2 separate regions of the Homo sapiens genome follow, and region 2 is linked to region 1. Evidence: read pairs that join two places in POLR2A ChIA-PET (ENCODE). Cell type or tissue: OCI-LY7. All regions are shown on one strand. Links, peaks and the distances in the headings refer to the core of each region. The heading gives the core; the rest is flanking DNA.

What was found. ChIA-PET counts read pairs that join two places held together with the same protein. Peaks named below come from ENCODE experiments on the same cell type or tissue, not always from the same donor. Only the 100,000 strongest peaks of a DNase experiment are listed, where the experiment ranks them.
Region 2: POLR2A ChIA-PET joins it to region 1 with 5 read pairs; 12 of 35 experiments call an interaction of 5 or more read pairs at or near these places.

What each region holds. Positions count from the first base shown.
Region 1 is chr16:11,735,256-11,739,653 of GRCh38, forward strand. TXNDC11 (thioredoxin domain containing 11) reads right to left here. Exons shown (of 12, transcript NM_015914.7): 2 at 762-978. Among named protein-coding and RNA genes, the nearest start is that of TXNDC11, 5.4 kb to the right of the region's middle. In OCI-LY7, for the core only: no CTCF peak of the experiment used is centred there; no DNase peak of the experiment used is centred there; H3K4me3 peaks cover 305 bases; H3K27ac peaks cover 1,653 bases.
Region 2 is chr16:11,862,670-11,867,067 of GRCh38, forward strand. No RefSeq gene overlaps it. Among named protein-coding and RNA genes, the nearest start is that of RSL1D1, 13 kb to the left of the region's middle. In OCI-LY7, for the core only: no CTCF peak of the experiment used is centred there; no DNase peak of the experiment used is centred there.

The sequences.
Region 1 (4,398 bases), core at 237-4,236:
GTCTACGTTTGTAACTATCCCATTCAGTGATTCTACATAAAGGTATATGGACCTGTTCTGACTGTGCACTTACATACTAAAATATATATCATTTAGTTACAAATTACTTTCTTCCCCCCTCACCTCTATGTTACAATCCGTGCATTAGATTATTTTGAAATTACATGTATAGGAAAACTTTATCATCTATGAATTCCTTTTTAGGAAGAAAAAGGGACATCATAAAATACTTATTTTCTAAAGCACAACTGGGGTCCACTGGGCTGAAAACCACTGCCATAACAGGTGACTTATTTGCCTATATATCTTTCTTACCTAGCCCAAAGGTGGCATTCCTTATCTGCTGAATATAGTTCTGGTCCATATATTAAAAAGGTCGGCCTTGTTACAATGCAGTCATATCATACATACATTTTCTTACCTAAAATACCTAACTAGCAAGTATCAAATGGATATGCAAGAACTAGGATTTTCAGTCCCTCTACCTTTTTCAATGCTGAAACCAAACAGTATGGCACCCCAGGATAAGCATTGGCTTGTGTTATGAGATTCAGAATCTGCTCCCACACTTGCCTTGGAGTACAATCGCCACAATTGGAAATCCTTTCTGTTGCTTTATAGAAAGCTCTGTAACTTAGAAACGACTCCTGGAGTTCACCTTGGCAAAGTCTGCCCGTTGGGCAAGGTGTCTCTGTGGGGACATCCTGCCCTACATATAGGACTGACAGTCATTTGATTCTTAAGCTGAATGTGAGCATTACCTGATCTGAAAGCCGACTTGCTGCTTGCTCAATTTCTGCCCTGGCAGCGATGGACTGTCCACACCAAGGGGCATAGAAGAAGAGCAGTACCACCTCTGAATCCCGTCGAACGTACTCTGCATAATCCAGCTGCCCCTGGAAGAGGTCAAGGACTGGAGACCTCAAGGAGAAAAAGCTGACAGGTGGCTTTGCTGGTATTATCACATCTTTTGCTCGACTAAAAAAGAGCAAACACAGAAAAGATTGCTTAGTTTATCTTCTTCTAAAAATAGCTCTGTGGAAGTAGAATGAAGCTTAAAAGGAAAATCCTCTTTTGAATAAGAAAATGGAGTCCCAAAATCACTGCCCTAGAAAGGCAACATCTGGCTGAGCAAATGCAAGACATGAATAATACGTTGGAAACAATTCTCTGAGATTCTGTCCCCTAGGTGTAGGCTGGAAGGGCAGTGGAGAGCAGAGAAGGATGTCTCTGAATAATCCATATTCCTGCTCCCCACATCCCAAAGACTTCATCCTCCTTTTTCTGCAGCCTGGCTCTCCACAAAAGCCACTTATCTCCAGGGCTTTAGAGCCACCAGCATGCAAGCTCAGAATTACGGTGAGGGAGCATGTAAACTACCATTAACAAGATTTCCACGGGAGATGCTTACAATCAACTCAACTTTGAGAAAACATTAAGCTTATTAGCTGGAGTTGGCTTGTACTTATCCAGGGCATTCAGGTAACAGTAACAATTAAACAATAATATACATTCCTCCAGATATATATCATAATCCTAAGACTAATGAAGATAAGTAACAAAGCAACAGCCTATTTAACTGGAAAATGGGCTTTTTGAACACTTGAGCTTCCCACAAGAAACAGATCAGGAGGAAAAAGAAAAGAACGCTGAACAAACAAGTGGTCAGAAGTAACTTTCCCCATCAAGACCTAAAGATCTAGGCCCAGGCTGCATCCCACCAAGTAGAAGGGCCCTAGTAAACACCCTGAGCTGTCCATGCATCTACACTCACATACCACAAACCATTAGGGCAGCTTTGCTAAGAAACAAATGAGACCCAATTATGCACTATCTAAACGAGATAAATAGAGAACATAAACATGGAAACCTAAAACGCGATGAGATTAACCCCAAAGAAAGTAAAGGAGACCAGGCGTGGTGACTCAGCCTGTAATTCCAGCACTTTGGGAGGCCGAGGCAGGCAAATCTCCTGAGGTCAGGAGTTCAAGACCAGCCTGGCCAACATGGTGAAACCCTGTCTCTACTGAAAATGAAAAAGTAGCTGGGCGTGGTGATGGGCGCCTGTAATCCCAGCTTCTCGGGAAGCTGAGACACAAGAATCGCTTGAACCCGGGAGGCGGAGGTTGCAGTGAGCCGAGATTGCACCATTGCACTCCAGCCTAGGTGACTAGAACAAAACTCCATCTAAAAAAAAAAAAAAGAAAGAAAGTAAGTAAAGGAACAAGAAAAGAACAAAAGCCAGACGGTACAAATGGAAAACAAGGAGCACGAAGGTAGACTTAAACCCAACTACCTCAACAATTACGTTAAATATAAAAGGAGAGGCCGGGCGCGGTGGCTCATGCCTGTAATTCCAGCACTGTGGGAAGCCGAGGCAGGCAGACCACGAGGTCAGGAGATCAAGACCATCCTAGCTAACATGGTGAAACCCCATCTCTACTGAAAAAAATACAAAAAATTAGCCGGGCGTGGTGGCACATACCTGTAGTCTCAGCTACTCGGGAGGCTGAGGCAGGAGAATTGTGTAGGTTGCAGTGAGCCAAGATCATGCCATTGCACTCAGCCTCGGCAACAGAGCGAGACTACGTCTCTCAAAAAAAAAAAAAAAAAAAAAAAGGAAGCAACCTAATTAGGAGGAGCAGACTGCCAGACAGGATAAAGCAAGACCCAATTATGCACTATCTAAACGAGATATATCTTAAATATAAAGACACAGGATAAAGGCATAAGGATGGGAAAAGAAAAACTATGTAAATAGTGAGCATAAGAAATCTGGCATGACTCATGAGGTAAAATGATAAACTGGGGTATATTCTTACCCATTTACTTAAATGTTACTCCACAATAAAAACGAAAAGCAAAACCTATTCATATGTACTATAACTTGGATGAGTCTCAAAATGATTATGCTGAGTGAAAAAAGTGCTAAAGAGTACATGCACTATGACTGCATTTATATGAAATTCCAGAACAGGCAGAAGTATCCAACGGAGCAAGTCACCTATTTATTCACTCAAACTAATATTTTAACCTTCAATCAGAGAGCTTTCAGTCTATGCAGAATGCCTTCATAACCTGAAAAAATCACTTACACAATTATTCAAAAATTCTTTACTGAGCAGCTGTGACTGTGCTTTGGGCACAAGCACTAAGGCTGCGGCAGCTAGCACTGCGTGTTGTCGAGGAGACCACTTTCTAGGGGAGGAAGACAGGAAAAACATCAAATGTGTAAACAATAAAAATATACTAAATGCTCACTATGTGAAAAATTTAACAAGGTGATGTACAGAAGGGCATGGTAGCTCCTCTGATGGAGTGGTGGCTTGGGAGGTGCTATAATTTAAGCTCTGAGACCTGAATGACAAGAAGATAGCCACCTAAGAGGTGGGGAGGGCACTACAGGAAAAAAAAAAAAAAGACACGTTTTCAAGAGATCCAAAATTCTGCTCTTTGGAGAAATTACTTTTCTACCATTCAAACTGCACATGGCCAAGAGTCGTGGCTCACGCCTGTAATCCCAGCACTTTGGGAGACAGAGGCGGGTGGATCACATGAGGTCAGGAGTTTAAGACCAGCCTGACCAACACCGGGAAACCCCATTTCTACTAAAAATACAAAATTAGCTGGGCATGGTGGTGCACACCTGTAATCCCAGCCACTTGGGAGGCTGAGGCAGGAGAATCGCTTGAACACGGGAGGCGGAGTTTGCAGTGAGCCAAGATCACGCCATTGCACTCCAGCCTGGGAAAAAAGAGCAAAACTCCATCTCAAAAGAAAAAAAAAATGCAATGTAAGCATCAAATAATGCAATCTGAGGAAAAATGTAGGTCTGACAGTCAACGAAAGGATAAAGAGCAACTCAGTAATTTTGCTCTGCATATTCAGAAGCATTCCTAAATGAGCCAGATAAAGTACAAGGCCAATCAAAAATCAAATATTGGCCAGGGAGAAGAAACGCTCGCCTCTACTCCATCAGAAACACTGGTGAGTTTCTATTTAACTCATCAATCTGCTTCACGCTTTAGAGAAACTATACATAGAGCAAAGATTTCCTGCAGCTATGAGGGGTATGTCTCGGGTACAAAAAACTCGAGTTGGTTGCAAATAAGAAGGCCTGTTGTTGCTGAGCCAGTAGCATGTGCCTATAGTCCCAGCTACTATACTCAGGAGGCTAAGGCAGGAGAATTACTTGAGCCCAGCAGTTTGAGGCTGCAGCATGCCATAATTGCACCTGTGAATAGCCACTGCACTCCAGCCGGGGCAACATAGAAAAAAGGCCTGTTGAAACCCCAATTTTCCTATGAAATTCACACCCTACATCACTTCCTTGCAAAGACCATTCGAGGCAGCTTTGAAATTACAAAATGGAATAAAGCAAAATAAATACATGTATAC
Region 2 (4,398 bases), core at 194-4,193, 130 kb after region 1:
TTATCTGAAAGCAATTTAATACTCAGCATATTCTTGGTACTGAAATCTGCTAAGTAATATTAACCTAAACATAATTGAATCAAAGGTAAAACAATATTGCCCAAATGTAGAATGTGACATTTTAAGGAAGGTACAAAGGACATGGTGTTTTGGGTCAGAAAGATCAGTCTGAATCCCAACTCCATGATTTACTAATTGTTTAGCCTTGGGCAAGGTGGCTTAATCTCCCAAGCCTCAATGTCTTCATCTGTTAAATGAAGCTGGTTCCCTCGGATTTAAGAGAATCTATCTTCACAGTGTCTGTCATGTTCATGATAGCACAAGGTTAGTTCTCTTCTTCCCTTTGCTGAAAATAATACAATCATTATTAAATGGATTGGAAAATGAAATTGTTCATCTTAGGGGCCAAAAGAGCTTAACTGCATTCAAGCAGGGAAGAAATAGCCAATCAGTAAAGAAACTGATATTTGATTCTGATTTGGGGGCGAGGGGGTGGAAGGCTGGGGAAGAGAAACAAGAGAAATATGATATTGCCAGAGAAAGAAATGTAAAGAGGTTTTCTGTAGAAAACCTGACTTTATTAACTTAGGTTTGCTGTTTATTTTTAACTCTTTGTCCTCATACAATCTATGTGGGTATCACAAGTACACCATTTTGCTGCTAGGTATCATAGTGTACACCAACCCCACTTAATACATGATTAACAAACAGGCTTTTTTTTTTTTTTTTTGAGACGGAGTCTCACTCTGTCGCCCAGGCTGGAGCGCAGTGGCGCAGTCTCGGCTCACTGCAAGCTCTGCCTGCTGGGTTCACGCCATTCTCCTGCCTCAACCTCCCAAGTAGCTGGGAATACAGGTGCCCGCCACTATGCTCGGCTAATTTTTTTTTTTTCGTATATTTAGTAGAGACGGGGTTTCACCGTGTTAGCCAGGATGGTCTCGATCTCCTCACCTTGTGATCCACCCGCCTCGGCCTCCCAAAGTGCTGGGATTACAGGCGTGAGCCACCGCGCCCGGCCAGGAATGGAATATTAAGGCCACTCTTAGAAGTGATTTCTACATTTAAAAAAAATAGGTTAAATAGCACAAGGTTAGTTCTCTTCTCCTGCCCTTTGCTGAAAGGGATGCCATTAGTCTCTTTTTATCATTGACGCGAACCAGCTGACAACTTGCAGGACTGTGTTCTTTTAACCAGTACCAGTATATAACTGGTAAATGTTATGACAACTCAAAGTGCATCTTTGTTCAAACTAGGAAAGTTTTTTTTTTTTTTTTTTGAGATGGAGCCTCTCTCTGTTGCCCAGGCTGGAGTGCAGTGGCGCGATCTCAGCTCACTGCAACCTCTGCCTCCTGGGGTCAAGCAATTCTCCTACCTCAGCCTCCGAGTAGCTGGGATTACAGGCAAGTGCCACCATGCCTGGCTAATTTTTGTATTTTTAGTAGAGACGGAGTTTCACTTTGCTGACCAGGCTGGTCTAGAACTCCCAACCTCAGGCGATCCACCTGCCTCGGCCTCCCAAAGTGCTGTGATTACAGGGGTGAGCCACCGTGCCTGGCAGGAAAGTTTTAAATAGCTACTATGCTATAAAGTATTATGCTACGTCATCAATCAGGGATCTATAAAAGGACTTAGAGAAGTTATTCATGCACAGAATTGAATAAATCTACCAAAAAAGAAAAAGAAAAGGACTTAGAGGAGTTATTCATGCACAGAATTGAATAAATCTACCAAAAAAGAAAAAGAAAAGGACTTAGCCCTGAAGTTTAAAACAGTTATTTAGTAGAGGTGCAAGTCAGGTTAGTTCTGCAAGTTAGCCCTAGCAACATGAAAGTCACAGGGACAATCCAGTTTTAGAATTGGCACATCATTTAGAAATGGCACCTCAGGCCAGGCGCAGTGGCTCATGCCTGTAATCACAGCACTTTTGAGGCCAAGGCCGGTGGATCACCTGAGGTCAGGAGTTAGAGACCAGCCTGGCCAACATGGCAAAACCCTGTCTCTACTAAAAAAAAATACAAAAATTAGCTGGGCATGGTGGCACATGCCTGTCATCCCAGCTACTCGGGAGGCTGAGGCAAGAGAATTGTTTGAACCTGGGAGGTGGAGGTTGCAGTGAGCCAAGATCCCACCACTGCACTCCAGCCTAGGCGACAGAGCGAGACTGGAAAGGAAAGGAAAGAAATGGTACCTCACAGGCAATACAGGGAAGACCCTCTTTAAGATTGGAAAGGGAGATAAGGGAGCTCATGTTATTTCACTACCTATTAGGATCACTACATTATCTGTTTATCCTTGTTAAGTTTTATAAAAGTAGATGAAGAAGAGGTGAGACTTTTCTCTCTGGTTTTACTTCCTTGCATTAGAGAAATTCAGAAGAAAGGTATTTGCATTTGCAACTAACCTGTCAAAGAATGCTAATTGGAAAGCAAAATCAAATCTCCCTTCAAGGATAGATCATTTGAATTAGAGAATATTCATAAAATGGAGTATTAGCAAAAAAAAAAAAAAAAAATGAGCTGCTGATACACACAACATAATCTCTGAAACGTAATGTGCCAAAGATGACAAAGTTGAGTTCAAGCTATGTGATTCCATTTATGCAGAGTTCAAAAACAGACAAAACTGTTATAATAGATGGCAAAACAGTGAATGCCTTGGCAAGAGGGGATTGGTTGGAAAGTAGCAGGAGAGCTTTCTGGGGTGATGTGTTCTGCATGTTGATGGGGTGTTTACACAGTTGTATACACTTGACAAACTCATTGTAAACTTAAGATCTGTACTTCTTACTGTATGCAAATTTTACCTTAATAAAAAATCCTCTCCTTTGTCATACAACATCTGTCTTCCGGAACTTCTTTACAAATCATACTCCTAAGAATCTAAATCTTGAAGATTTATTTTTTATCCTAAAACCTGATGTATTTGCCAGGGAATTAACAAAGATAGTGATACCGACTGCTTTTAAGTAACTTCTGTAGTTTTAAAAAATTAATTCATAATAGAGGTACAGATTTTCAGGGTACATGTGATAATTGACACATTCATACAATGTGTACCAATCAAATCAGGGTAATTGGGATATCCATCACCTATTTATCTCCATGTGGAAACGTTCAAATTATTTTCTTGTATTTGGAAATGTGGAACTTGTGTAGTTGATAAGCAAATACAAAGTCCTTTGGGAGTACTGTGCCCAGTTAAGTGGGAGGAAATCCTCATTAAAAATTTCAAACTAAATATACAAGGTACAAAACAAGTTAAATATGGTTTTTTTTTCCATTATGCCCTCTGAATTATTTTTACCAGTTGAGTTATTACCAGTAGCTTGACTCCTGACTAAGCTCAAACCAGAGAACAGAACTTTTAGTGAAAATGCTTTAAACATGTAAACTAATATTACTGTTTGATGATCATCATTTCCATTGAAGGCAAATGTTAAGGGATCAAATGTGGGCAATGGGATGTTAAGAAAATGTGCAGCTAACAAACATTAAATGTGACTCATTGCAGATAGAGGAAATTTTTGGCCTTTTTTTTTTTTTTTTTTTTTTTGAGATGGAGTCTCACTGCCATTGCGCAGGCTGGAGTGCAGTGGTGCCATCTTGGCTCACTGCAACCTCCACCTCCCGGGTTCAAACGATTCTCTTGCTTCAGCCTCCCAAGTAGCTGGGATTACAGGCTTGCACTACCATGCCTGGCTTATTTTAGTATTTTTAGTAGAGACGGTGTTTCACCCTGTTGGCCAGGCTGGTCTTGAACTCCTGACCTCAGGTGATCCACCCACCTTGGCCTCCCAAAGTGCCAGGATTACAGGCGTGAGCCACTGTGCCTGGCCTGGCCTAATATTTAACAGAAGGATCATATTCCAAATAATTCAAAAAGTACACCCATCAGCTAAAGGAATTTTACTTGTTATAGGCAGTCTCTTATTCCTAGCAGAAAACATACGAAAATATTTCTTGCAAGTAATGTGGGTGCACAAAGCCTTCAGAAACAATTTGAAGGAAAGATTGACAGTAACAAGAATTTCACTTAAAAAAAAAAAAAAAAAGACAGCATCTCACTATGTTGCCCAGGCTAGAGTGCAGTGGCAATTCACACGTGTAACCATAACCCACTGCAGCCTCCAACTCCTAGGCTCAGGTGATCTTGCCAACTCAGGAGTAGCTGGGACTACAGGTTTGTGCCACTGCATCTAGCAAATTTCATTTTTTTTTTTTAAAGACTGTTAACAGGCTGGAGTGCAGTGGCACGATCTCAGCTCACTGCAACCTCTGCCTCCCGGGTTCAAGTGATTCTCCTGCCTCAGCCTCCCAAGTAGCTGGGATTACAGGCGCACGCCACCACACTCAGCTAATTTTTGTATTTTTAGTAGAGATGGGGTTTCACTATATTGGC